2 separate regions of the Homo sapiens genome follow, and region 2 is linked to region 1. Evidence: chromatin loops called from intact Hi-C (ENCODE). Cell type or tissue: psoas muscle. All regions are shown on one strand. Links, peaks and the distances in the headings refer to the core of each region. The heading gives the core; the rest is flanking DNA. Region 1 overlaps CADM1 (cell adhesion molecule 1). Region 2 has its middle 320 kb from the start of CADM1-AS1.

Region 1 (15,176 bases), core at 4,584-9,583:
CAGGTGAGTAAGGAGAGAGGAGCCACTAGAACCAGGCACAGGGCAAGCAGCACCCACCAACTGTGGGCTTGGCATCCTTGGACACAGGGAACCTTTTTTATCCTCAGTTCTCTCATCTGCAAATGGCAACAATAACAATACCTATGTCAAAGGTAATTAGGAAGGTTAAAGGAGTCAGGGTCTCTAGAGTGTTTGGAACTGTGCTTGCAACATAAAAAGCACTCTACATGTGTTAACTGTTATTATTACCCCATTATCACTACTAAAACTACGACTATGAAAAGATAAGGAAGAAGCAGTATAAACACAGGAGCAGGAGAAACAAAGAAAAGGTCTTTTTTTTTTTTTTTTTTGGTAATATAATCCCTTACCAGAATCCTGTCCCTGGGCTCCTTCTGGGCTGTTAGAACACAGCCTTACTCTAAGGCTCAGGCTGCAGGGAGATGGGACTGAGCCCTCCATAGTCACCAAGTGGGCCCAGCCCAGGTTTTGGCAGTCAAAGTCTCCGGTCCCAGGAGCCTCCTTATTCCTAGCAAACTGGGATGGTTGGTCATCCCACATCACCTCTGAGAAGACAGCAGTGAGGCCCCACTTTCACTCACTTATGCAGTTGCTTAGTATGCACAGTACTGAGTTGAACATACTCCCTCCCTCCCTCTCTTCCTCCCTCCTTCTGTCTTCCCCTCCTTCTCTCCTTCCTTCCTTCTCTTATTTTGTTTATTTAGCTTAGATTCTGCTCATCCCCTCTCCCCCTTCATTTGCTGACCAGCAGCACACACATCTGCAACAGCAGAAACTGTGGCCAGCTATTAAGGGATGGGGTTGCTTGGGGAGCCTGCCAAATTACCAGGCAGAGTCCGGTGTCTGGAAGGGGGTCCAGTCCAGCTCTATTGCTTATTGTCTTAGTCAGTTTGGGCTGCTTTAACAAATACCATAGATTGACTGGCTTAAACAACAGACATTTATTTCCGACAGTTCTAGAGGCAGAGAAGTCCAAGATCAAGACAATGGCAGATTTTGTTGGTGGTGAGGGCCCTGGTTTAGAGACTGCTGCTTTCTTTCTGTATCCTCACAGGACAGAGAGAATGAGCTCCGTTCCCTTTATCCCCTTATACGGGCACCACCTCATCATGGGTTCCCTATTCTCATGACCCCATCCAAGTTCAATTACCGACCAAAGGCTCCATCTCCAATACAATCACATTGGGGATTACGACTTTGATGATGAATTGGGGTGGGCGGCAAACATTTAGTCTGTAGCACTTATTAATACAAAGGCTTTTGAATATTTTCACCAAGTCCAAACTCTCTCTGGATGGCCCTGGGGAACTAGCAACTGGATGCCCTTCGCTCCCTGAGGTGGCAGAGAGTAGAGAGGAGCTGCAGCTCCAAGCTTCCAGCCCTGGGTCCCATTCCTTCCAATGTGGGCTTAAGTGGCTGTGAATTTTCTAGGCTTCCTGGCAAGTTGGACAGACTGTGCCTTACTGTCCGGGTGTCTGTGTGTGTTTATTTAAGAGAAAGTGTGGAGGCCAGAGAGCAAGCAAAGGGCCAGAGTGCGGGAGAGAGCAGGCTTGTGTGTGCACAGGCAGGTGGGCAGGTCTGATTGACAAGATCAGAACAGAGCTCCTGGATTCAATCAGTCTCCCTCACCCTGGCAAACAATTCTGAGAGGCAATTAGGTGAGAGTGGAAGGGGGACTGGGGAGGGAAGCCAAGAAAGGGGTGCTTGGGGAGGGCTCCTAAGAGATGGGGCCCAGGGCTCTGGCCATAACCCTTTCCTGCTATTCCTGAGATCAGAGATTAGGACATGGAGGGGTGTCACAGTATCACATCTGGGATCCACAAAGCCTCTGTGCTTCTGTCCTGGGAAGCTCTGACCCAGACCACAAGGTATGGCCAGTGAAGTTCAGGTGGGGTGCCGTCCTCTCCTGGCACACAGTATGTGCTTCTAACATGGCTGACGTTCTGGCCCTTTATGCAGGGGCTTTGGCTGTTTTTCCCGCCCCATCCACCCTGATGGGGACTTGGTGAGTCCTAGGGAGTGGGCAGCACAGTTGAGCATCTCTCCCCTGCAGTCCTGCTCTGCATTGCAGATGGGAATCAGGAAGGAGTTCCGGAAGGACATTTCCAGGATTGCAAGTGTTGCCTTTCATTGGCTGTATTCTCTGACCTCCTCCTGGAGTTCACAAGGTACAGGGGAGGAAGGGCTGCTGACCACCGTCCGCCAGAGACAGCACTCTGGGTAGCAGAGCCCTGGGCACTGGTTCTCTGCCATCTGCAACCCTCATTCTGGATGTGAGCTGAGCAGCAGCTGCCTTCTGGAAGCTTCAATTGTAGCCCACGCCTCACAGAGGGAAGCAGTGCAAGAGTGGGGATGGCTCAGCGCTGGACAGTCCCCTTCAGGACTGAGGCAGCAAAGCAGTTCCAGGGACTCCCTGGGTCCACTGCCTGGGAAATCAATTGGGTCACCCTTGGTTTTGAAGAGGCGTGAGCCTGTCATGAGTATCCCAGACGCAAGCACCCTACCCTTGTCTTATTTATTTGTTTTACTTTCCCCATGAAAATGTAAGCTTCCTGAGAGCAAGAACTTCTTTAAAAACAAACAAACAAACAAAAAACACTCTGTCTCCCTAGCACTTAGAAAAGTGCTGGGCACAAAGCAGATTTCAATAAAATCATTCACCAAATGAAGGCATGAATAGGGAAGCATTATTATTCTATTCCAGCCTCATTTTACAGATGATGAAACTGAGATAAAGACGGGTTCATGAACTCACCCTAAGGATCCCTCCTAGCCTTAGGCTTTTGGGGAAGATGTGCTTACCAACAACCCTTACTCCCTGGAAGTTCTTCTGCTAGTCTGACTCGCTTCCTTCCTAATACAAGCATGGCTCATTTCCACCAGTGAAGTTCAGCTGAGAAACACATTCATCTGGAGTCCCTTGAAGTGAAGTGAACGTTTCCAGGTGAGGCTGCCATCTTGGAGGGAGGTTCCTCACCCCTTACTGGAAAGTCGCTGGTAGTAATAAGAACTGCCTCCACTATACATCTGTCTTTTTCTGCATGGAAGGGGAGGGCGCCTTTAAATTACTTTAGCTATAGATCTCACAATTACTTTCCCTCTCTCTAATTTGGATGTTAATGTATTAGCTGCAGCTTTGCCTTCTAGGCTAGAAATTGTTTTTCCCCCGCCCTGAAATTATACATCCAGATAGAGTAGTGTTCATTAAAGTAAGATTAGGAGAGGATAATATGTGAGAGGTATGTAATCTTTTGCAAATGGTTAGTAAATTGGAACTACCCCAATTACAATCTTGTTCATCACACAGGGCTGAATTACTCTGCCTGGGACGGGAGTCTCAGCCACAGCTCTGCTCAGCTCACATTTCATAAATATTGTATACACATGATATTCTCAGCCATCTGCTTCGCAGGTCGCTGGGCACGTTTTCTGACTTTCTGGTTGACTGCAGAGAGTGACAGGGCAGGGCGGCCATCCTGTGTGTTTACCTCAAAGCCCAGTGAGGCTGGCCTTCCCCTGGGGCTCTCCTGATAGCATATGCCTCAGGCTCGATGCCATGGACACACACCAGGCTCGAGGGCATCCTCTTTGCCCCCACTAAGGCCTTGCCACGGCCCCCAGGGTCTTCCCAAGCAGCGACCTGGGAGGTGTGCCTTGGGCTGTCCCTGAAGGGTCCATCTCTAGAAGGAACTTGGAGGCGGATAAAGGTGATTTAGAGAACCTGCCTCACTTCCTGGCTCAGGGTGGCTGGGAACTGGGCAGTGCCCTGGGTTGGCTGTGAGGTCCAGCTTCTGCCTCTCATGGGCAGATGGTCTGAGAGCATGGAGGGTGCGCCCTGCTTCTTACAGGTGTTCTGCTCAGCATCAGTGGCTGGGTCCATCTCTTCCTCCTACTCCTTGGATCTGACCAGAGCAGCTCCCTCTAAACACTTTGTTTCCCTAAAAGCTCATTTCTTTCCAAGAGAGAATGAAAGATGTGACTAAGAGCGAGGACCTTGGACTCAAAGTATCTGGGTTTAAATCTCTCCCTGCTATTTTTTTTTTTTTTTTTTTTGAGATGGAGTCTCGCTCTGTCACCCAGGCTGGAGTGCAGTGGCACGATCTCGGCTCACTGCAAGCTCCGCCCCCCGGGTTCATGCCATTCTCCTGCCTCAGCTTCCCATGTAGCTGGAACTACAGGCGCTCGCAACCAAGCCCAGCTAATTTTTTATATTTTTAGTAGAGACGGGGTTTCACCATGTTAGCCAGGATGGTCTCAATCTCCTGACCTCGTGATCCGTCTGCCTCGGCCTCCAAAGTGCTGGGATTACAGGCGTGAGCCCTGCCCTACTATGTACCAGTTGTGTGGTCCTGAACAAATAGCTTAGCCACTTTGTGCTTGGGTTTCCCCATCTGTAAAATGGGTAATAATTGTATCTATCCCATAGGGTTGTGCTGAGTTAATACTTAGAACTGCAACTGTCATACTGTAAATGCTCAGTAAAGGTTTGTCATTATTTCGTTGCAAAGATATCTTGGCTTTCTTCCTGCTGATTGCAGCATCTCCAGAAGACAGCATGCCAGAGAACGTGTGCTAGATGCGAGCTCTAAGCAGGAGGGAACCAGACAAAGACAAAGGGCTGGATCATTTTAAGTGTTAACAGTGTGCTCAGCACCATGTTTAATGGAGGTTACTTTATCCCATTCTCACAGTTTTTTGAAGCGTATATATTATTATGCCCACTGTACAGATGAGGAAGGTAAGGCTCAAAGCTTTTTGAAAAACAGACTTCCTGCTTCTGCCTTGTTTGAAATTTCCAGTTTGCCATTTGTTTTAGGATAAAATCCCAAATCCTTAACCTGGCCCATAAAATCCTCCATAATCTGATTCTAGCCCACCTTCTTGTTCACCCCTGCTCACTCTCGGCACTCCTATCTTATCGGCCTGTTCGTCAACATCCTACACCCTTCCACTTCCAGGCCTTCGCAGAGGCTCTTTCTTCTCCTTGAACCTGACTTCTCCTTCCCTTTTTACCTAAACAATTCGTATTCATCCCTCAGGTCTCAACACTTCTCCAGAGAAGTCTTCCTTGAACTGACAACCTCCAACACCCCCATCCCCACCTCCTAGATAAGGCTCCACTCACATATGACTTCACAGTAACCCATGGCTTCTTCATAGCACCTCTTACAACTGTAATGAAGTGCTCAACTGTGTGTGTTGTTTGTCTTACTAGAATGCAAGCCCCATCAGGACAGGGTCTGTGTTAGTCAGGAGAGACTGGACTCTGTGGTGGAAACATAAATCCCAAATCTTATGTTTCTCCCTCATGTAACGTGTCCTGTGGGGTTGAGCAAAGGCTTCTGCTCCACCTTGTCACTCAGAGATCCAGGACAGGGGAGGATTCAGTACCTTGTGTCTGCACCGTGTGGAACATTGACATTTTCAGTGGCTGCAGCAAGGCAAGGGAAACATTGGGGAATCATGTGGGCATAGGTAAAATGCAGGTGCAGCACAGAAAGGAGGCACGCACTCTGCCCAACTGCAAGGGGGCTGAGACCTACAGAGGAGCAGGTGGATTATTTGATCCGCCATAGGGTCTTAACCAACGTGTTCCCTTGTGTGTTCTCCATGTCTAGCACATTGCTTGGCACATAGTAGGAGCCCCAGAATATCAGCTGAATGAATGAGCGTGCCAACATAAGTCTATCCAGATCGCGTAGCCAGCACATGGTGATGGAGGTGGGCTTTGGACCACGATCCTCCTATTTGCAAAATCTTTGGCCTTTGCACTCTACCTTGTAGTCACTCCTGATTTATGGAATGCCTTTTTTCCTCCCCATGTAGAGAACAGAATATCATGCATTTAGCCACTTAATAGATTTGTTTTTCCTGATGAAGGTGATGAAAGTTGCATGTCCTCCAATCAGCCTTGCAATCAGCCATTCATCCACTCACCCAAGACAAGTGGCAATTCAAAAGCAGCTAACATTTCTTAAGTGCCTACTGTGTGCCAAGTGTGTGATTCCAGCTAAGGCACACAAAAGCTTGGTGAGGTGAGTGCTGTGTTTCCTGCTTTGCAGATGAAGACACTGACACTGGGAGTGAAGCCTGGACCCAGATGCAGGTCTGCTGGCTGAAGTCCAGAGCTCTTCCCCCAGAGCAGTCAGTGGCTGTTACAGTGGAGCAGGCATCGGAATCACCTAGAGGACCAGAGCAAATGCAGATGGCTGGGCCTTGCTCTAGTTTTCATTCAGTAGAAGTGGCGGGAGGAGGGGGGGGTGGCCTGAGAATCTGCATTTTTAATGCACTCTCAGGTGACACCAGGTGGCAGGCCCAGTGCCTATGTTTTGAGAATGGCTTCCCTACAGCATGCTGCCTGGGGAGGGTGAGGAGGGTTTCCTCTGTTAACTGGGCTCTGGTGTCGTGGCTGGAGGAGCTTGGGGGTCAGGAACATAACATCTCGGGTGGCTGGTATTTGGTCCTCCTCTGTGAGGCTGCCTGCAATCGAAGTCTGTAAAATGAAGGGGTTGGACGGGATGAGCTCTGGGGGTGCTCTGCAGATCTGACAGGCTGTGTTCTGTGATTGGATGAGCGAAACCAAAGCTACAGATTCCATTTAAGTCTCTTCCTAGGTGGGAAGTGCTACAGACTAAAGATTTTATAACAATAGATACCCAGGGAAGTCAAGGAGTTATCGAGTAGCCACTGTGTGCTCAGCATATTGGAGGGCTGTGGGGAATCCAAGACAAGTGTATGATATGACCCTGCTACTCCAGGTACCAACAGCCTGGTTGTGCAGACAAAACACACACTGGAAACAATGAGAGAAAAACGTGTCAGTATATAACCAAGTGCTAATTGGCGTGAACCTGGTTAGGAGCTACCTATGGGGTTTAGGGAGCCCCAGGGGGAAGGTAAGCCTCCTGGAACCTAAGAGTTTGAGAACCTATAACTAATATTTGTGTACAGCACAGTATTTTAACCCACGTGAGCCCCATGGCAAGGTGTGAGGTGGACATTTTAAAGATGAAGAAACAGACTCAGAGACTTGCCCAAAGTCAACTTTTATTAAGTAAAGAAATTGGGATTTGAACCCCAGCCTGCTGATAACAGAGCCCTTGCTCTGCAAAAGGTATGGGAGGTGAAGCAAGGGAGAAGGGAGGGACAAGCAAAGACGTGCCAGGTGCATTCCATCTAGGCCATGTGCAGAGGCTTGGGTGAGATGAGTTGGCAGAGAGGTTGGGTGAGCAAAGTGAATGTCAACTTGATAGATCTGAAAAGCCGCCCTGGGATCCTTGAGTACAATGAAAATACTAAAATCATGGAATGGGTACAAGGAGTGTTTTATTAGGTTGGTTCAAAAGTAATTGTGGTTTTTGTCACTTAAAAAATGTCATGGCAAAAAACGCAGCTGCTTCTGCATCAATCTAATACACCGCTAACACTTTCGTCTCATCCAGGGATGTTTGTGGGGAGTGGCCAGTGTTCAGATACATCCGTGCACAGTAGCAGAGTTACTCCAGATCCTGGAGGCTCTGAGTCTCCACCACATCTCTCCAGGCCACTGATGGTCCAGACATCTTTGTGTGAATTAGAAAAAAAGATATCCCTTCCTCCAAGAAGTTGCAACTCCATGTCAGGACACAAAGCTTGGCTAGAGGGTAGGCTGGATCAGTGTCCGCATCCATCCCTGTGCACCCCTTTGATCCTGTAGCTTGGTCAATTCCTAAGTCTGTACCGCTGCATCTTGTAGGCTTGTGTCCCTACCACTGTGTGTGCATGCACGTCCACACCACACACACACACGCACACAAAGGAGTATGCATAAACCAACACCCTCTCCTTGCCCCAGGGAATTCTTTACTTGTGGGGTAGGGATACCAGAAACCTGTGTGACTTCAAGCTGTTTCATTTCCTACTTCCCAGAAGGCTTTTTAACAGAATTTCTTCTAAGAGGGTTTGCTGGCTGGGCTGGAAGCAGCTACAAGAATGAAATCCACAAGGTCAGGGAGAAGCAGAGCAGGTGATGCTGTATGTATCTGACTCTAGGAATACAGTAACAAAGGAGATGGTGCAGGGAGGCACCAAGTCAAGGGCAGATGAGGCTTGGGAGGCTCTCCCCTCCCCCATCAGACTGTTAACATGGAATACAAAGCTCAAGTCTTTATTACCAGAAAAAAAAAAAAAAATAACAGTAGGAGAAGAGTGGGAGCCAGTAAGAGGGGAGAGAAGAGAGAGCCACATGCTGAAATCAATACCGCCCAGGACAAGCATTATCCCATGTGGAACACCTCAAGCCTCTGCCTAGAAAATTTGATTGGATCTTCAGAAAAACCTATTAGTGTGTTGTCAGGACCTTCTGGTGATAACTGACCAGCTCTCGCCAATCGATGCTCTTCACTTGTGGAGCTCCTGATTTTTTAACAGCATAATAGTTTTTTTAATAATGGGCTGGCTCACCCACTCCAGCAAGCAGGGAGTCAAAGTCAGACTCCCAACTTAAAATATAGAGAAACCCGATGCTCCAGCCACTTCTTCCTAATTGCACAATTACTTTATGAAGCACCAGGGATGGAAGGCTACAGTGGGGAGGGGCGGGGGGGGAGGTGTGTGGCTTTTTTTCAGTGAAGCGAGGTTGTTAAGAAAAGTCACAGAAGTAATTACACAAGTCAAAATTATTTACTAAATGAAAGCCATTCTTCACCAAGGAACCTTTATTTATTTTTTTATAAAGGAAAAAGGCAAAAATTGGATGATCCCAGGATGGTGAGGACATCATAAAGCAACAATGGAATTAGTCATCAATTATTACAGCTTTTTAATTTTCAACTCAAGAGAGGGCAACCCATACTTTCCTTAGGGTTTTAAAACAGCAGTATTTTTGCTCTTTACCGCGCCTTGGATCTGAGATGTCAAAGTACTTTACAAACAAATACCTCCAAACACTTTGGGATTGAGGCTTTTTACAGATGGAGAGCAGGGCCCAGGGAAGAAGCGATTTGCCCAAGGTCACGGCTGAATCAGAGGCACAGCTGGAAACACTACTCATGAATACTGGCTCCTGGAGTCGGAGCTCATCAACACCAGCCTGCCACCTCCCACACACACCAAAACAAAACCCCAAAGCCGGAAAACAGCAGCAGGAAGAAAAGTCACCTGCCCTCCACAGCCCAGGGTGTCCACACTGACAATTTGCTGTACACATTGGAAGCTGGGTGTGCAGGTCAGATATCTCTACAGATTGCCATTGCTGGACCCAGGAGAATCAGTCATTAATGAAAGCTGAAAGTGCACTCTGCATATTTGGGCAGATCAGCTTTCCATCCTGAACCCCCAGGTGTATATGTCAGAATTCTGGGCTTCCAGGAGGCGTTGATGGTTCATGCGACAGTTTGCTCTGCCTACGTGGCAGGTCTGGTTCTTTTCTGTGGTGGCTCCCTCCAGAACTTGCTCTACGTGCTCAGAGTTGCAGTGCAAGATTCAGAGAAGACACAGTTAACAAGAGAGGGAGAGAAAGAGGAAAAGAAAAGAAGGAAGACAGAGGAGAGACTGCTTTGAAACCTGTGCAGGCCCTAGAACCTCTTTTTGTGAAGCCTCCATTCCACACTATGTCACATACATTACAGTCCCACGTTGAATACAGTTTCTGATTATTTACCAGTTACGTTAGGTTGCAGTTTGCTGATGACAACGTTATGGTTTTGTAGATATTTAATTAAACATTTAATACATTTGATTTTACAGTTTTCTTGCCTTCCCTGGATTTTAGAGCTCATATATATACATTTTTTTCTTTCCAGGTCTCAGATATGTTCACAGGCTCTTGAAATGTTTCTATGGCATAGGCACTGTGCTTTCTGACCTTAATGGATAAAACAGCTTAGAGAGATAGGAGAAGGGAGACGTGGGGAAAAAATGATGTTGACGATGACAGAGCAAGAAACAAAATTTTAAAAACCAAACCCAAACAAAAATTTAACGAAGCATACAGAGGGAGTTCTCAAAACTTTAAAATTGCTGGTTAGAAAGAAAAAGGAGACCCAGGGCTTACCAAGATATTTCTAGGAAAGAGACAGACACTTGAAAGACCCATCCAACCACGGATGAAAAAAAATCTCTCTCTTATTATTCAATAATTTATTGAGCACAGGGCCAGATACTGCACTTGGCTTCGGAGATACAGAGCTGGATCAGATACAGTCTCTACTCTCAAGGAATTTACTGTTTTTATTGAGGGAGACAGAAAGGTAAACAAACAGTTCAGATATGTGATAAGGACACAAATTGAGGTAAGCATGAGGAATTGAAAAAGCACAGAGAAGCAACCCGAAGGATGCAGAGACATTCTCAAAAGGAAGAGGACACCCCTGAATATTCAAAGGCACAGAGGTGGGATAGGGTAGGGGCCAGGGGCCAGGGGCAGTGGAGGATCACGGGGTGACACTGAAAGTCCAAACTGAATTGATGGCAGATTGTGAGGATTTGGATTTAGGCTGCAGTCAAAGGTTAACCAGGAGTGGTTCCCTGGCAAGGGAGGGACTGGTGATGGGGCTGGGGAAGGAGGAGGGGAAGCCAGTCCAGAGGCTGCCACATTCTTTTGTTTGAAGGTAAAGGGCCTGGACCAGGTGAGTGACATGGAAATGATGCATTCAGGTCAAGTTTGATAAGCATTAGGGGGGCAATGGGCAGGAATTGCTAACCACTGGAGGCAAATAACCCAGGTTTCCAGTTTGGGAGACTGATCATGCTATTAAATCAGATGGAATATAAAGGAAGAAGTAAGTTTGGAGGAAGCTTTTCATTTCCCCAAGCCTCAGGATCCTAAAGCGGGTGCCATGCTAGGGGGGATGATGTCCCAAAGATTCCCCCGAAAAGTTGCTGGGAAAACCCAGCAAACACTTATTGGGTGTAGGGACACAGAGTCCGGATAGGTTACGAGTTTCCTTTCGGGTCCCTCTAGCCAAGACAGAAACACAGCTCTAGAAGCCCAACACTAGAAATCTGTTCATTCTGCCTCAGAAGAAAGGGGCTTGAAGTGAATAGAGACAGGGAGGGGGTGTGATAGATACTGCTAAGGCCACGTGGAGTGCAGGGCGGAGGCTCTGCTGTGATTCATGGTTGAAGGGAGTTTATTGGAAGTTAGCTAATAAAAGCTCCCAGCTATACTCAAGCATCTGTGTTCTCCCTGGCTGGCAACACACCCTACATAATAGTTGGTGTGATGGCAGAGTCGAGTGGAGACACAAATATCTATCCATCACACCAAATTCATTGGGTTAAACTCCCATCACCCAGAGCTGACCCTTTCCTTCCGGAGGAAGTAATGAGCTAGAAATAAGTGCTATCGGAAGCTGAGTCTAAGTAAATCTGTAATCACAGACATTTCAAACGGTAGCTTCCTTCAGTTTGGGCTTTTCAAACAGATGGATACTCTACCATGAAATTGCCAAGATTAAAAAGAGAACACTAGTTTAACACACATGGCTGGGGAAATGGCCGGGGCCATCTACAGAGCAGGATTCCCACATCTTGGCCAGAGACTTGCTCGGCATTCATGGGAGGTAAACAGCCCCAAAGAAAAGCAACTGCATTTCTTTCTTGGTCTTCCATGTTGGCAGAGGGGAGACAAATGAGGACACTCTGGTTTGGGGATGGCATGAATGAACCACACATGTCCATAAATAAACCCGGAGCCCTCCAAACACACTGCTTGTTTGTTCACACAAAAGCCAGCCTGGCAGCCCTCTGGCCCAGCCATGTTCACAGTTGGATCCTTAACGCACTGTGAGTGTTCAATCAAACTTTTAGTGGTGAAACTCTGGGAGCAGAAAGCCAGCTAAGCCCAAATGGTCCCTTTGCTTTTCCATCTTTTGTGGCTGCCTGGCTGTGCTCTTACGGGTTTTGTTGTCAACAAACTCCTGGCTTGCCTTTGAGCACTCCAAATTATTGAAAATGACTACAGCTTAAGACTGGCAGGATGATTGTTAAAAACAGCCCTGGCATTAATCATAGCTTAAGAGCTTTTGGAAAATGATTCTAATTCAGAAGGGGTGGCTTACAAAGAGCCTTGTCGAAAGTGAAGCAGACATCAAATTCTGAAAGGCAAAAAGCCTCCTTGGTACCCACACCTGGCTTCTTCTGCAATCCAGTTGGCAGAACTGCATGGGGGGCACGGCTTACCCCACCAGCTCACCCCATCTGAGACCACCTTGGGTTTTGCCCACGAGTCCTGTATCACCCCTACCTCTGATATGGGGACCTTGAGATGGGAGAGACTTCAGGGAGCACCAGCAGTTACAGTCTTCCTGGCAGTCCTGGGACTAAGGAAGAGGTGGCCTTGTTTTCTGTCAACAGTTGGCATGCCTTAGACCAGTGCTAAAATAAGCTGTGTGCATAGAGGCAGCTGCGTAGGCAAACACATGGTCAGCATTTGCAAGGAGCCAGGCAGGGCGACGAGCTAATACTTCTGCCTTTTGCCTGCCTGGCACAACAAAGGAGAATGATTTTTGCCATCAGCATTCTCCCTATCACGGAATCATTGCACAATTTAGTATGATTAATGGTTTCCATTTAGGAGAAGCTGAGAATGAAAACAGTGGGGGAGTGGTGGCACTCGCTGGGGGTGTCTGCGGGTGATACTAGAGTGAAAGGGAGAGAGAGCTGGCCGTTGCCTGCCAGCCTGTATCTTCCAACCTTTACTTCCAGGCACGACTGGGGAGACACGGTGGGGCAGAGACACATGGCTTTTGACATGCTTTTGCAGAAACAGTCTGAAAGCTGCAAACTTGTGAGGCACTGTTTGCTGTTTCATTCTTGCATCCTTCCCAATGTTTGTGACTGTGAAGCCACTCCCTTTTACCTGCCAAAGGGAGTGCCAATCCCAGAAGTTCCTAACTAAGGGCTGGGGCTGAGAGTGGTCAGGGCACAGTGATGAGGATAGTGGAACTAACTACACCACTTCTTGACATTCCTGATGGCCACGCGGGGATGCCACACAGGGAGGGAAGGACCCCACCCATGTGCTGGGACTGTAGGGGTGGCCTCCAACGTAGCCGTCTGTCTCTGGAGCACCCAGCTGGTGGTAGACCTAGTCTCAGCTCTCATCGGGTGGCTTTCCTGGGAGTTCTTCTTCTCCCCTCAGTAGCATCCTTTTATTTCCACTTCTGTAGGCTTCTTTTTGGGTCTCACGGCTGCTGCAGGTGAGTGGTGAGACAAAAGGTGCCATAGCCAGGGACTTGTGGGTGCTGATGGAAACCAACCAGGAAAACACAGAGAATTCAAAAGGGTCTGCATTTTTTTTTTTTTTTTTTTTTTTTTTTTTAAGGCATAGCCTTTGTAACTGAAGCCAGATAGAGAGAAAATTGGTGATCTTGGCTGGGGCTAACGTGACTCAAGGCCCTTCTCGATGCATTGGTGTCTCTGCAAGGAAATCTATTATTTTCCATAAACTGTCTTAAGCATCTCCCGGGCTACATTTCTGGCTGTGTTAAGAATCAAGCCATCAAGAACAGCTGTGAATGTTATACAATTTCAGCAGCAGCAATGGGCTTTGGCAGGGAAGTAGGAGCAAAAAACCCAAGTAGGACATTTCAGTTGACAGTAATGGCATTTTCCCTTCCTTGTCCAAACGATAAAAGATTCATGTTCCTAATTGCAACACTATAGCTGCCCTCATCACTTTATTCTGGGAGAGGAGGTTAGAGAAAACAGGCCTAGAGAGAGGGAGAGAAAGAGAAAGAGAGAGAGATGGATAGTAATTTCGTCACTAGCTAACAGAGACTGATTAGTGCAGAAGATTCCCTTCCATAGCAATACTTTTTAATCAGGTCTGCTGTGTCTGGGCAAACAGCTTTTGTGGATTAGCTAGACTTGCACTTGCCAGCATCCATTGCAGGTTTAAACGATGAAATACACAACTACAGAGAAAACAAACCAAAAAGAGTAATAAAGTCACACATTTCAATATTCAGCAACCATTAAGGGATTTAAATATTTGCTTGCTATTAAAGGCCTGCATTAGGCTCTTCCAACACCAGCTCTGGAAGACTGAAATATCAATTACGGATCAATTTTCCCCCTAAGTAAACACTAATGCAGGATAAACAGTATTAGAAGATGCAATCGTAACATTGCTGACTTCAGGATGGACTTCCTGCTGGTAACAGCAAGTTTAAGCCTGGTGATTAATTAACCTGAGAAGATAGCACTTAAGGAAGATTTGAGGCGGTCACGTCTGAAATATGACTGTGAGCCTGTGCACGTCTGGAGGGCAGCTGAAGTCCCGGGCCCAGAGAACCGGTTGATTTGCCCCTCAGTAGTGGTTCTCACCTTCCCCAGATCAACACTTCGAAGGATTAGGAGGGAGTAAAATGGGAGGCGCAGGTAGGTGTGCATGTGTGTGAGAGAAAAAGCAGTAGACAATGTCAGGTTCCTTGTTGGAATACATTCTGCATTTCAATAGGCAAGGCTCGAGTTGTATTTCCCAGCACTGACCACCAGGGGCAGTAGACATTTTATGTTTTTTGGGAATGAAAAAAATAAATAAAAACATAAAAATGAAACAAAGTTTCCTGTGTACTGAAGAGGCTGGAAGCTGAGGTTTGGAACACCTGAAAACAGAGAAGATTCTTGCTTTCAGGTCTCAGTTCAGGGATGCTCATGTGTAATGATGTGAGTGTTGGGTGGGGGGTGGTGGGGGGGGACTGAATCCTGCAGTTCCTATTAGAGGCACATTTCAACATTTTGAGATAAACACAGATAAGGCAAGGACTATAGTTTGCATTTTTAAAAGAGGCCATATTGCATTCTGAAGGCCCCTCACAATATATGATAGCAATACTAAGGCTTTGCTTGGCCATTACCCAAAATGATATTCCCTGATACTATTCCAGTGGGTCCTTGAGAATGATAGGGCCAATCGCTCTAAACTCAGGACTGGCTGGCTTGTCCCTTCACGGCCAACCTGAAAGCCACCTGTAGTAAGGATGGACATGCAAACATCAAGGTTTGAAATACAGCATCGGTGGCCCATTCAGATTAAGTGTAACGTAAGGCTCAGTCAGCCAGGTGCTCGACTCTTCTCCCTTTAATCAGCTGATACTTGCTGGGTGACTACTGCGTGCCTGACAGGAACTTTAATATGGTATTGACCTACAAGGTCATGGATGAGCCAA
Region 2 (15,176 bases), core at 6,239-11,238, 81 kb before region 1:
AGCACGCCCTACTAGCCCTTACTCACAAACCCTCCCTTCTTGTCTTGCAAATGTCTTACATTCATTCAACAACATTAATCAAGCACCTCTGGTCTATACGTTATACTAGGAGTTTCGTTCCTATACTCAAGGAACTCTTTATGTATTGGGGAGAACTGCATATGTACAAATAATTATAAATCAATAAGATGGATGATTGGGAGGCAAACAATGTGCTAGAGGAGCCCGAAGAAGAATACTCCCTTGGGCGATCAGGAGGGGCTTCACGGAGGAGGTGGCAATTCAACCTGGTCTCAAGAAAGGGGAGTTAGCCAGGTAGGGATGACAGGAGGAGGCAAGGGAGGGCATTCCAGGCAGAAGATAGAGTGGACACAAAAGGCACAAATATGTAAATGCAAACAGCATGTCAAGGAATGACACGTTGTTCAGCATGGCTACAGTATAGGATTGAAAAGAGAGAATGTCACATGATGAGTCCAGACAGACGGACTGAAGCCAATTTGTGAGGGTCCTTGTATGTCACGCTAAAGATGATGGAGACTTGTTGAAAGTTTTTCCATGGCACAATCAGGTTTATGTCTGGGGAAGATAGCTCTCAAGGCAATGTGCAGGGGGTTGAAGGCAGGTGAGGATGAAGACAGGGAGAGCAGGTAGGAGGAGAAGAGGTGATAACCTCAGGGAGAACCGAAACAAGTTGAGCTAAAGCTATGGCTGTAGATGATCGGGCAGTGATTGATTTAAGAGGTATTTAGACAGGCGAATCTATAGCACTTCGTGTTGATTGAATGTGAGCAATAAGGAAAGGGAGAATTCGAGAATGCATCTGTGGCAGATATATCCAGCAGGCATTTGGAATTAAGGGTCTGGGACTCAGAAGGGAATGTGGGGCCTCACAGATACTGTGACCTCTGCCCAAGGTCACAGAGAGACAGTACTATCATATTTCCCAGAGGAAGACAATGATGGGTCCTAGATTCACAGGCATGAAGGGCCCTTTGCTGTGGGTCAGAAGCCCCTAACTCCAAGTGAAAACAGAGATTGCTATGAAACAAAAGAGAAAAAGGAGAGGGAAAACACCCACTAAGGGTGTCATCTGCCCTTTCTGAGCCTCACTTTCATTTATAGGACACAGAGGAGGTACACTGAGTCAAGGTGCTATTTTAATGAACTTACAAGTAAGGCCCCTTAAAAGTACAGATCCAAACCAGATCCTGAGGCCAGAAGGAAGACCAGAATTAGGGTGATATGGCTAGAGGTACCCAGATTCCTCACATCAACACAAGATGCTGTTTTGCCAGATTAATTTGAGGCCATCGGCTAGAAAAGTTACCAAATCAGAAATAGGTAGGAGGATGGGTCATGGGGTATTCAGTTCCCTGGCCCAAGGAGATATACTGGGCTCTCCTGTGCCTGTTTCTGGACTTATCCAGGAGTTCTGCCCACTTTGTGCCATCCTCAGTTGCCTAACCAGTACCATACATTGACTCCTCATTAATTTCTGCTGCATTCTGCCAGCTCAGGGGCAGCTGGGACTGGGAAAGAGATCCCAGTTCCTGGGCCCTGCTTTACACCTGAGATGCTCAGACTTCCCAGCAGCATGCATCCTGTCTGGGCCCCTGATAAGGGCTTGTCCATATCTCCACTTCCTAATGAGCAAGAAAGGCCAGCTGATGGTGCAAGGCAGACATCATATGATCAGTCCCAAAAGTGTTGCAGGAGTAGGTGGCCTTTCGGGAGAAACATAGAAGAAAATAGCTTCCTCCTGTGGAGTCTGTGAAGGAGATGAATAGAAGAGGTGGCTTGGCCAGAGGGTGCTATGGCAACTACAGCTGACCCTAGTGCTCTTTTGAGAGCACGAAATATGGAAATGGGGTAGGGTTGGGGGAGGGACAAACAAGGGAGTGGTGCAGTCATGGGTTCATCTGAAATGTAGTTGGCCTTGAGAAACACTGCCATAAGAAAGCTTTTATTATGCCGGTATGGCTAACCAGGAGAGCCCATTCCTAAGCCAGTGTGAGCCAAGGATCCAGTAACAGGGCCCACAAAGTGAGAAGAGGGTCTCAGGGTTCCCCAGGAAGAAAAGCGAGAAAGAAAAGATGCTCTCACATTGCCAGGGCTTCTGTTGTGTAATATTGTGGCAGGCGAGGCTGGGACTCCTTTATATACTTAATCATGTTCCATTTCCAGCTGACACAACTCAACAGTTTATGACACAGCACCACTTAATAAGACTCACTATCAACTTAGGAAGGGGGATGATGAAGCCGGGGGAGGGAGAGATGAGGGAAGAAGCTGAGTGGAGAGGGTGAAAATGATAGGACTTGTTTTTAAAACAGAAAGTCTGTTGTCAGTTTAGATTACAGTCTAAGCAACCAGGGCAGGTCCTTAGAGGGTAGGAACATTCTAAACTAGCAGAATCTTCTGTACAGAGGCACTGAGCTGGAAGAAGCCAAATCCTCTCTTAAGTAAATGGGGTAGCTGTGGGTATAGGGTCAAGATGGCATTTATCTTGGCTTCTGAGAGCAAAAGAGGCCAGTGAAAGCTGGGGTTCCTTTCCACCATTCCTGACCTGGGCAGCTTCCAGAACTTACCTCTCCAACCAAATAGTAATTTCACTGAAGGCAAAGAGCACACTCTCTTTTTATTATTATAAATCTCTACACCACATGACAGTGGATGGCCTCACATTGGGCAACCAGTGATGATTTGTCCATCTGGCAGAAAACATATTTTCTACCAAGAGATGATCTTATTTCCCTTGATGAGACAGAAGATAAATAGAAATTTAGAGCGTGAAAGAGCATTAGAAATCAAACCATCAAATTTTCTCATTTTGCCCATTGGAAAACTGAGCACAAAGAGGTAAAGAAAATTGCAGTGACACAACCCAATCACTCACCCAGACCCCAAACCCAGCTCTTCTGAGTCCTCGTTCCACTGCTTCTTCAATGACACTTCAGTGCCTCTGCAAACTGTGTGTCTGCAATGACTTCACAGCCGTCTGTCCATCCATCCATCCATCCCTCCTTTCTACGTATACAAGGCTAAGTGTGTGAATGGGGTAGCAAGGGGCAAGTCCATAAAAAGATGAATTAAATCACGTTCTGTCCAGTTCCCTGCTTCCCTCACTCCTAAGAAGGAAAGGCACATACACACGAAAAATATCAGCCCAATATGCTCATAGAGTGTGTTCATAATGCAATTTAGCATAGAGTAGATCAGGTAGGATGGGCTAGAGGGATTTGAGAAGACTTCACCAAAAAAAAAGTCCAATGTGAGTTTTCTAGTAAAGAATAGATGGTGGCCAATCATGGGAGAGAAGAAAGATGTTCGAGGTGGAGAGAGCCCAAAGATGCCCTTCCTCAAACTGTCTCACCCTTTGGTTTCAGGAACACCATTCTCTTGAGCTCTTCTGGTGACCCTGAGAGCACTCCTTGAAGTCTTTTTAAAGGGCGATATCATCATCATCTCTTGACTGTAAAGCATCCATTGGACTTGGCAATGAGTTGACCACTGGACACTGTCCCTGGCTCTATAACTAGATCATGTCTATCTGTTATTGGATTTTTAGCACCCCATCTCATGGTTTCTTAACACTTACCACCATTATCATCTGGCATTTATTTGTGTCCTTTGTATTAATATCTGCCTGCCCTACTAGATGGAAGCTCCTAAAGACAGGAACTACTTGGTTGTGTCCTCAACACCTGGTGTGCATGTGGCACATAGTAGATGCTCAATGAGTATTGTCCAACTGAGGCATGCATGAACAGTGAGAGAGAAGCTAATTTCATGAACTGGAGAGCAAATGGAATAAGGAAAAACAGGGACGACAAAAGTTGATCATATTTTAAAGAAAATATATGGTCGAAGGAAAGAAAATACAGTGAGAAAAGAGAATACAGAATGTCGAAGGGGTTTAGGAGGGGAAAGATTTGTTTATAGATTATAGGATGGAAACAGTGCCAGGTCAAGATCGAAGCTACAAGGTGGCACCAGGTCGGGGTGACAATATTGGACCAGCTTTCCAGAGGAATAAAATCATGTACCCAGGAGAAGGGCTTAGCCTACAACAAGAGAAGAACCTGCCTTTTCCTAAACAAGAAGAGGATACTCCACATAAAAAATTAAGTCTCCACAACATCCCACACTAGTGTCTTATCTGCCCATCTGCCCTAACTGTTGTGGGTTTTTTTTTTTCAATTTGAATTAATGAATGAGGGGTTATTTGTGTATTTTTTCAATTTTGCTCCCAGAGGAGAACAATAAAGAGTGTCTTTCTAGATGGCTTTGGTCCTCTATCCACTGTCTCATGGGACCCAGGCTACACCCTCCTCTTCCCTCCAGAAAACACCTGCCCTAAGGTCCTTGTTCCCTCTCGAATCTAGGATACTCTACCCTTGACCTTCCCACAATTCTCTGCATAGAACCATTTAAGTCTGACCCTCTCTGTGTCAGCTCATCTCTGATGTTTTTCCATGTTGCCCTTTAGGCTAATCTCCTTGGACAGGGTGCTGCAACACTAGATGTTTCAAATCTCCTCAGTGTGAGTCTCTGATCTCAGTTACTTGAAAGCAAAGCTCAGGGCTCCCAGAGGCCAGAGGTTTCTGGGCACTGAAAGCATCTGTCTTGACGTCTCAGAATTGGGTGGTGTCCTTGACCCATCCTCCTCCACTTTCACTACCACAGACAGCTGCATGAATCTGGGAGCTGGATCTGCATTGCTTGGCTTGGCGCCTCTAACAGAAAACCACTTCACTGCTTAACCAGGGGTCACTCTTCCAGCCTACACATCCAGCACCTTTTCCTTACTCCTGACAAGAAGAGAAGATGGATTCTTTGCTCAAGAGACTGGTAACCACGCTGATAGTCATAATCAAGGCAAGGAAAGAGGGGAGCTGGTGAAGACCCTTAGGGAAAGAGACCACAGGATAGAGCATCAGTTCTTTCTGTCTGGCAGCTCCACCAGCAGAAAGTCTAACAGTCTCCTCTCTATTCTTCTTGAAGACAGGACCACCACTGTGGCAAACCCCAGTGACCTCGTGCATACTGAAAGGGAAATTCACAGATTCTTTTTCTTTGCTAAATGATGGGTTTGAGAGTGTGGTTTTTAAGTGTTCATAGAGGGCTGCTGTTATCCTGGAAGTGAGCACAGAGTAAAGACAGGAGCATAGCCTTCAGAGTCAGACAGTTCTAGATCCAAATTCATACTCTGTTAGTAGTTGTGTGACTTTCAGCGAGTTACTTAATCTCTCAGCCCCCAGATTCCTCATATGCATCATGAAGGTAATTATGTCAACCTTGCAGAGTGGTTGGGAGGATTGGAACTAGCCTAGGGGAAGCACCCCACACAGTGCCTGGCACATGGCAGGTATTCCGCATGGAGGAACTTGTGACTGTCACTGGGTGTGCGTGAGAGTCCAGAAGCACAGGCTTCAGGACCAACACGATTTGTCACTGCTCTTCCTCTCCCCCACTGCCTCCCACCTCTCTTCCCAATTTGGCTTCATGCTAGGAAGGATGATGCTTACAGACAGCTGGGGGGGTCAGGAAGAGGACCAGTGGCCGAGGGTGGCAGAGGAGGGAGGGCATATCTCCCCAGCTCACTCTTCTTTCACTAACAGGAGCAGCAGCAATCAGCGTCTCCTCTTCCCTAACCTGTTTCCATGGTTCCCACCCAGGCTGCTTCTAAAATCTGTCACACTTTTAGCATAATGTGCAGTGAGCGCCACGGCAAATAGCTTTGTGTCACCTGCAGGGCCCAGGCCGGGCCCTTCCTCCTGTTCCCTGGGGAGGCTTCTGGCCTGGGGGGTCAGGTTGGGCACCTGCAGCATGGATCTCCTTTGAGTACTCCACTCCGTCCAAATTACCTGTGCTCGCCAGGTCCCTCTCGCAGGTGGACCCATTAATGGCATTGCATGTACAGCCTGTCAGCTCTCTAATTACACCCTTCAGTGGAAAGCTGCCTGCTAGATTTCCACGCTTTCTTGTTGGGTACCTTGATCCATGCTGTTGTTGTCAGAAAAGTTACGGTGCAGCCTGCCTGTCTGAGCGTAGCTGCCTGCCTCTGTTTTAGCTGGTGTTTTATTTGTTTGGGGGTTTTAAAAAAAATAGATAAACTGACTTTTGAAGAGAAGACAAAAAATGGCAAGTAGACCATTGAACTTGAAGTCAGAATGTAAAGCTCACTTTCATCATCTACTCGCTGAGGAATCAGAAGCATATCTTTCAGCCTCTCTAGGTCTGCAGAATGGGATGATAGTAATCCCCGCCCCTCCAGAGTTGTTGCAACAATCAAATGAGACAGTATGTGAGGAAGTCTTTCTTCATTATAAAGCAATAAATAAATGCTCATTATTCCTGCTGAAACTGGAATAGGGAGATGTGAATTTATTTGCTGAATGACTTAGGTAAATCACTTAACCTCTCTGAGCCTCTGTTTTCTTGTTAATCTATGAAACAAGATTAATACCATACACCTTATCTCATAGGATTGCTGTGAGGACAAACAAAGATAAAAGATATGAAATGACCTTGAAAAATATGAAGAGCTGCATGCCTGTAATGCATTGGGATCACTGAAAGAGGGCTTGGACATAAGAACAGAAGAGCCATAGGCTCTGAGTGTCTCACCAGCCCCATCCTCTTAGACATGTACCATTGTGTTTGGGAGGTGATGCCAGAAGGCAGTAGAGATATGAGCCTTAGAGAGAATCAGTGCAGCCCACACTTAGTATCACAAATCAAATTAGGTGAGCACTTGCCCTGTTCCAGACATTGTATCACATACTTGGTGTATGTTAACTCACTTAATCCCACTCATTGCATAAGGCAGTGCTATTAGCATCCTCACGCAACAGGTGAGAAGCTGAGGCTTAGGGTGATTAAGCAACTGCCCAGAGTACCACATTTAATTAGTGGCAGAGCTGGGACTCCAAACTTAGGTCTATCTGATGCCAAAACCAAATAATAGATAGATAGATAGATAGATAGATAGATAGATAGATAGATAGATAGATAGATAGACAGACAGATAGATGGATGATAGATAGATGATTGATAGATAAATGATAGATGATAGATAGATACACGATAGATAGATAGATAGATAGATAGATAGATAGATAGATGATAGATAGATGATAGGATAGAAAAATAAAATGAATCTGCTAACATTTCTTGAGTGTCTATTATGAACAAGGAAGGTCCCATGCTTCACGTGCGTTAACCCAAGTTATGGGTTCCACCTCTGTTATAGGTATTTTATTGTCTTATTTTACAGATGAGAACACTCAGGCACAGAGAGTTTAGGTAATTCTCCTAAGGCTTCACAGCTAACAAAACCACCATACCCTTGAATTTGGGGCATCCCTAATATCTAAGAAGCTCAATCAGGGAGGAAAGAAGCAAAGATTCTGGCTGCTCAGATCCTTCACCCCAGCGTGGAAACCACTCCCCACTCAGGACCTAACACTAAAGCTGTACTGTGCCCCCATCCTGCAAGAATAAGAGTTTGTGACTAACAAAGATCCATCATCTATGGAAATGGTTTTATTTTGTACTAACTACTACTACTACCAAGTTGAGTGATGATTTAGAGTTAACAACATCTTTTCTTACCCATTACATCATTTCGTTTGAAAATGGCCATCCAGACCCTTTGTTGAAGAGGGCTACAGGCGAATATAGAATTAGCTTAGGTACTGGGAGACTGACGCATAAGTGAATACCTTGTTACAGTCTGTGTCATGCAATCATCCCATAATAGTCCCACTACATGGAGAAGAAAGCTAGGGCTCAGAGAGATTAAGAACCTGGCCCAATGTCACGTGACTAGTAAGAAGCAAAGCTGAGATTTGAACTCATCCATGCCCTTTCCACTAAATCCTCAGGTGTACAACTGCAAGTATCTCTGAGAGCTCTTAGCACACTCACCTCAGGAGTAAAGGTATGATGCACTGGGGACAAAACACCAGGGATATGAGCTAGTTCCAAATGCCAGGGGAGACTGATAAATCTTTAGCAGAACACATTCCTTGCAGAGAAGCATCGCCACTCTCTCTAGGGCAGTGTCTGCCTCCTGTAACGTGTGTGTACATGTGCTTGTGAACACACCACACACAGCACACACAACTGCTCCTCTGCAGCCCAGACAGAAAGAATCCACTCCCACGTGACTCCAAGGGCCTAGCACCTGCTAGCTGCCTCTCCCAGATGTCACCATCAGAGCCATCGATCACCCGCTCAGCCCTCATCCTCCCTGACAGCAGGGCAACACTCTTCACTCACCTCCAAGAGGCCTGTCTCTCTCAATGGACTCTGCTGGACAGATACAAAAAGTGAAGTCCACAGCAAGCCCTTATCCTACTCAAGGATTTCCACTTTCTAAAGAAACATTTTTTAATGCAAAAAAGAGGACCATATGGAGCACCGCCCAGGAGAAAATGCACCGCTCCCTAGGCAGGTTGCTGCACCATCCTTCTATCACCAGGGATGTTGTTCAGCCACAGTATCTGGGAGGCATGGGAACAAAGCTACGCATTTAGGACCTAGAGAGCTGGGTTCAAGTTCCAACTCTGCTGTGAGCTCTCAAGCAGTCACTTCTCTCTGGGCATTTTACATTTCTGCAAAATCAACAGGTTGGACTAAATGTCCCTTTGGACTATAAGAGTCTACACACATCATCTCCACCAGAGAAGGTCATTTCCAACTGCCCTGCATGGAGTGCAAAGGAGCAGTCAGCACTGACTAGAACAGTGTAGTTCTTTCCTAAAAGCTGGGGCCCTGAGATCTTCCCATGCTGCAACTCCCATCTGCCAGCTCAGGTAACAATGTCAGGCACCTGCCACAGTGACTCGTGATAAATCCGGCTCCTGGCAAAAGCAGCTGGCTCAGAAAGGGTATTTCATAAGGGTTTGCTGGATGAGTGGATGGGTAAATGAGTAAATGACCAGGCATCTTTGACTCTCTGTTCCCTCCCTCCACTATCTTCTGGTCTACTACAAGGTGAACACCTCCCAAAGTCCATTTTAGACCCCACCTGGCCTGGTGGCCCCCACTTGGGTGGTGATTTGCCTACAGTGCTCTGGCCCAGGCTTTGTCCATGCTCTGGTGGATGAATGTCCTCGTACAATGAGTCACCCTTTATCTGACAGGTCATTTTCTATAGAGAAAGCCAATTAAAACAGAGACTGTATTAATAAAAGGGTGTGGGTATGTGTTTGACTACAGAGGTACAATGAATTACTTTAATTTGCAAAGAAAACTCATCTGGTCTGAAGAGCTTGTTTTGCTGCCAGAGAGATGGACACCTCCAGAAAATCAGACCCTACTCTTCAGGGGAGCTCAGTGGCAGGGAAAAGGCTCAGTGCGGGAAATGCTTGATGTACTTCTTTAATTGACATACCAGTAGGTGGAACATCTGTACAGCTGCCTGCGTGATGCCCAAGCAGCCCCTGCAGCACCCATGGAAAGAGGAGACCCTGGCTGCTGTCACTAGGCATTTATTTCCTCAGGCAGGGAGCAAAGGGGAGGAAGTGAGCCTGGGAGAATCTTACCTGGGGATGGGAGGATGCCTGGGATTTTAATTCTGTGCACTGTGCTATCAGTGTACCCAGCTGTGCTTTTGAGCTAGACAAGTCCAGTGTTTCTGAGCACTTAACTAAAATGTCACTTCTTCTGGAAATCTCCCCTGGCTGCCTAAGCCAGAGTGAGGAACTCAAAGCACCAATTCTATTTTTAGTTATTAGAAGTAGCTAGTGAGTAAAACACAAGCCTGGAGTCAAAGGACCTGGATTCAAATCCCTGCCTTATATAACTTTAGGCAAGTTACTTAGCTGCTTCATGCCTGGCTCCTGTCTTCTGTAAACTGGGCTAACAGTCTTTCCCTCATACAGTTATTATGAAGATTAAAGGAGATAATGCCTGTAAATCATCTAACAATAGTTTCTGACACAGTCGTGCCTCTCATCTTCATCATCTGCATTCTCTGTTTGCTTATTAATATCCAGTTCTGAGAAGGCAGGAACCACACACTCTCTGTCATAGCTCCATAAACATTTGCTTAGTGACAAGCCTGCTTCCTTAGCACCAGGTCTCCTTCCTGCCTCCCTCCATGCAGAGCTGGCTCCTTCCTCCCGAACAGGTTATATTTGATGCACTAAAACAAAGTGAGGATGAGAAAGAGAAAAGAATAAACAGCGAAGCATAAATGGCTGGGATATCCCAGCCTCCCCTGGAGGGTGGGGCTTCTGGGGAGGGCGGCATCAACATCTCCGTGCGAGACCCAGGAGGTGCTGGTGACATTAAATGCCGATTACCCCTGGGGCATGTGGTTACTGCGCTGCGGTAACCCACCCCCTGAAGCGCCTGATTGCTTAAGCATCTCTTTGCAAAATGTTCATTTTATTTATTTTTTCCCCATGAATGTTTAATCAGGTACCTTGACGAGGCGCACAGCAGCCCTCTCCAGAGAGCAGGCAGAGATGGCGTGATCAGCCCTATTTGTCACAGAGGGCAGCTTGGAGGGCGGCCACTGTGCCTCCACACTGCCTCACTGTCCCCAGCGCATGTCCCCAGGATCCCCCACCCCACTGTGCCAAGCCCAGTGTGTCCAGCTACCCTGGCTGGCAGAAGGGCTCTAGATGTGGTCACGTTTACCCCATACACTCATTCAGGTAGTAACTGGGGGTCCTTACCCCACCACCGCTACCTCCATCTGCTGCCTGCAGAGCCAGACCTCCCTTGCACAAATTGGAAACAGAGGGCACCTCAGCCAGCCCCCAGCCAAACTCTCTGCTTGGACAGCTCTGCTTCTCAGAGCCCAGACTGAAGCAGAGGAAAACTCAAGGCTAGCCCACTTGGGAATCCTGGATCGGCTTCTTAATCCTCCTTCTTCCCGGGCCTCCCTTTAATTTTCTTTCTTTCTTCAAAGCCATCTGCACAAACTAAAGGACTCTGTCCTCTCCACTCCTCCTCTCCTCACCCCACTTCTGGCAGAATGCCTTCCCAGGTGACGGCCTCTACATCTCATCCCAGGGGCAGGCCACTGGGGGAGTCTAGAACCTCTCTCCACAGGGGAGCAGCTGTTCCCCACTCCCTGAGCTCTGCGTCAGGCAGCCTGCTGCATTCCACCGCCCCTCACTGAGTCCCAGCCTCCTGGGATTATGGGGAAAGCCATTACCTCAGGATTAAGCTTCAGTTTGATTCTCATCAAAGACTCTGGTCACCGAGTATTTGCTTAACACCAGACCTTTCAGGCCCCATCAAATTTAACAAGGCCTGACAGATTTGGGATTAAACAGAGAAACCCAGACAAATCCATACTTTCATAGGAGCCCCCAGTGACTGCAGCAGGACAAGTCAGATCCTAGGGAAACAGCGACCCTCATGTTAGCTTCTGTGTAATGTGACCACCGCAGGGGCTTTGCTTCCCAGGCTGACACCCCTCACCACTGCCCGGCTGCCCCAAGATAGAATTTGATGCTTTCACTCTCTTGAGTGAGGAAGTTCAGCTCAGACATGGTCAATGAAGCATTGATTCAGGATGCGGAAGCTGTCAGGGGAGAACAAGGGGTGGGGCACAGTATAGGAAGAGCCCACCCCTCTGAGTTCCTACTCATCTGCCCCCACCAGGCCTTGCGTTATGCTCAGAGCTTCTCTGATCTCCCCCAAGGCCTCCTTCTGGTTTTCCCACATCTCATCCCTCCAACGGTAGGTGCCCATCATCCCCAACCCAACTCCCAACTCTCAGATAGGCCAGGCATAGAGTAGCAGCAACAGCAACAAGTCCTGGACAGCAGACCCACCACAGCTTTGCAAATCGATTTCAGAAATCACTGTGTTACCCGTGTAACTGAAGAGACAGCATGATGTGGTGGCAAGCTTGGAGGCCGCAAAGCAGGTGTCAACTCTGACTTACTGCCATGGACTTAACTTTGGGCCAGCTCTAAAACTCTCAGTTTCCTCATCTGTAATATGGGAGCTGATAGTAACTGCCTTCCTCGGAGAATTGTTACACAAATGAGAGAAGCTATGTAAAATGTTCCAGTGCAGTGCTGGGAAAGGTGGCAATGTTGATGCTTTCTTACTTTCTTCTTTTCTTATTTGTGTATGCAATTTGATTAATTTTAAAAATAATAATAAAATGTCTCCCCTTTCTGCCCCCCCATTGAGTATTTTATCAGAAGCAAGAGCTGTGCACTTTTCCCCTCCCAAGCTCCTAAAAAGTGCAGAGTTGGATGAAAATTATACACAATGAACACCAAAGAAGTAGCAATTGTTGCATTTCTTTGAGGTCTGTTGCCTGATTTCTCTCAGGCTCTCTGCCCAGTTCCTTTTGGCCCTGCCTGGCTGCTAATTTGCACAACTGTCTTTACGCTCCAAGAGCCTGGCTTGGGCTCAAACTTCATCTTTTAGAGCCGGAGAGTTGGGGGAAGGGGAGGTTAGAGAGGCTTCACTTTAACTTGTATTATTGATACAAAGAAAAACAATGGCTTGTGTTTACTGAAAATTAATTTTTTGGAAATTACTTTGTCATTTGTTTTACTCTTCTTAATTAAAATTTACTTGGTGAAGAGAACACCCCATAAATTAACTCAAATGCAACAGCAAATTAATTAGCATTTAGTTACTAGACATTACTCACAGACCGGACAAATTGTTTTCAGGCTGTCATCTGCATTTGGCATCAGAGGATGCGGGTGGGGCTGGCAGGGCCCTAGGGGTTATTTTTGCTGGTGCTGTCCAGATAGTCTCTGCCCGGATCCCTGTGTCACCTGCACTTTCAGGCACTCAGGCCATACTTCCAGACAACTCAGGCCACCCTATCATAGATGCTGGCCAGCCCTTTGTATTTTCACATGGAAGATACTCCCACCCTCCCTCCCTGGAAACAATCATTAAAAAAAAAAAAAAAAGACGTCATCAGGACAGCAAGGCTGTGCTGAAGGTGATCTTGCCTGGAGGCCAGAAGATGGGCTCAGTGACCTCAGGAAGTCCCTTTTAGCCAATGGCATCTTGGATTCTATGAAACACAGGCTTAGAGAAACCAATGCCAAGCACTTTCCATTCTTATTCTTTTTTTTTTTTATATATATACTTTAAGTTCTAGGGTACATGTGCACAACCTGCAGGTTTGTTACATATGTATACATGTGCCATGTTGGTGTGCTGCACCCATTAACTCGTCATTTAGCATTAGGTATATCTCCTAATGCTATCCCTCCCCCCTCCCCCCACCCCACAACAGACCCCAGTGTGTGATGTTCCCCTTCCTGTGTCCACGTGTTCTCATTGTTCAATTCCCACCTATGATGAGAACATGCGGTGTTTGGTTTTTTGTCCTTGCGATAGTTTGCCGAGAATGATGGTTTCCAGCTTCATCCATGTCCCTACAAAGGACATGAACTCATCATTTTTTATGGCTGCATAGTATTCCATGGTGTATATGTGCCACATTTTCTTAATCCAGTTATATGATGGACTCCTGTTGAATCCAAAGAAGAACTTACCAAAGGAAAGAACTGGAATAGTGGAAGCGAATGAATACAAGGAACAAGCTAGGTTGAACCATTTCTGCTGATGAATGATCCTTATGTCTTGCAAAAAAGAGATAGGACGCTTAGAGTGTGGTGGTGAAGGACAAAAGCAGGCTGCCTGGATTTCAATCCTAGCTTGTTTTGCTGCTGTGTGACCTTGGACAAGCTGCTTAACTTCTCTCAGCCTTGGTTTCTTTGGATACCAATAGTTCCTGTCTTCTGGGTATGCTGTTAAGGATTAAATAAGACATGCATGTAAAGCCCTGAGAGTGGTGGCAAGCACTCAGGGTGCCCCAGTGACAGGTGAGCATGCAGCCTCCAAAGCCAGATGCTTAGGCTTAAAGACCAGCCTGGCCACTTACCAGTAACTGAACTTCTCCATGCCTCAGTTTCCTCATCTGCATAGTGGAGACAAAGAGTTCCTATTTTGAGTAAATGATTTAATACCTGTAAAGTGTTTAGAATTGTGGATTAGTATCTGGGACATAATAAATGCTCATTTTTAAAGTAGTTAGTTTTTGTTGTTATTTTATCAACGTCCATTTGACATTGTGACAAAGTCAGGGTCATAGAACCATAAGCTCAAAAAGGGGCCAGTTCTCTGCAGCCATCCAAGGGGGAGCCAAGCTGCCAGTGCTGGGGCAGGCTCTTCCTGGGAAAGACTATCTTCACAATACACCAGGCCCTGCGAATGAACAAACAAGTCAGCCCAGCCACGACAGCCCGACAGCAGCAATGCCACCGCTAATGCAGCCTGATTCCCTTCTAGCTATGCAAAGCGGCAGCCCCATAAATAGTCCCCCTTCCCGACAAACAGGAGGTCCAGCCTGAAATGGACGCTCACTGATAAACGATGATGTATGGCAGCCTTCTTCGGTAAAACAAGTTCACTCCAGCAGGCTGGGGCTTCTCGGGGAGGAAGGTGGATGTGGAAGTGACTGGAGTCTGTGATCAGTAGAAGGGTTAGTATAAGGAGGCTAAGCCTAGTGTGACCCATCCTGTCCTCTCCAGCCACCAAAAGAAGGGTCCTCCAGAGGTGGCCCGCCAGCTCTTCCTACAGCTAGGCACCACAGGACAGGAGCAGGTGAAGGGAGGGGCAGCAGAGCCCTCTGCAGATAGGCAGTCCCTTCTTCAGTGGCCAGAGGACTGCTAGTGGAAGAGGACAAAGGCCAGGTTGAAGAGGGAGCTTTCCTGGGCACTGAATTAAATGCAGGAATCTGAACCACATGGGCTGATTCAAATCCCAGCCCCACCCACTTACCACCTGTGAAGCTCAAAGCAAGTTAGTTAACACCTCTGTGCCTCGGCTTTCTTGCCTGTAAAATAGGAATAATTGCAATGCCTGGCTCACAGAATTACTGTGAGAATTGTAAAGGTTAATACCTCTAAAGTGCTTACATAACCCAACACCAGTAACAGGAGGAGCACTAGGTAAATATCTGCTATCATTATTAAAAGTCCAATTTCTCCCATAAAATATGTGCCATTCATTCCCTTAACACATTTTTATGGAGCACTTATTATATGGAAAACAGTGCGTTCAGTGCTGGGAAGACGCAAACAAGTGAGAAACAGCCCTGGCACTCAGCAAGGGGTACCTATTACATAGTGAGATGCATCCAAGCATACTCATGTAAA

What was found. A loop is a pair of places that touch in the nucleus more often than their neighbours do. Peaks named below come from ENCODE experiments on the same cell type or tissue, not always from the same donor. Only the 100,000 strongest peaks of a DNase experiment are listed, where the experiment ranks them.
Region 2: it touches region 1 in a loop (2.2-fold over the local background); 1 of 110 quality-filtered maps calls a loop at or near these places.

Annotation. Positions count from the first base shown.
Region 1 is chr11:115,155,912-115,171,087 of GRCh38, forward strand. It overlaps CADM1 (cell adhesion molecule 1), which reads right to left. Exons shown (of 12, transcript NM_001301043.2): 12 at 13,325-15,176. Among named protein-coding and RNA genes, the nearest start is that of CADM1-AS1, 230 kb to the right of the region's middle. RefSeq lists an enhancer at 8,710-9,252. In psoas muscle, for the core only: no CTCF peak of the experiment used is centred there; no DNase peak of the experiment used is centred there.
Region 2 is chr11:115,073,294-115,088,469 of GRCh38, forward strand. No RefSeq gene overlaps it. Among named protein-coding and RNA genes, the nearest start is that of CADM1-AS1, 320 kb to the right of the region's middle. In psoas muscle, for the core only: no CTCF peak of the experiment used is centred there; a DNase peak (open chromatin) is centred at 8,848.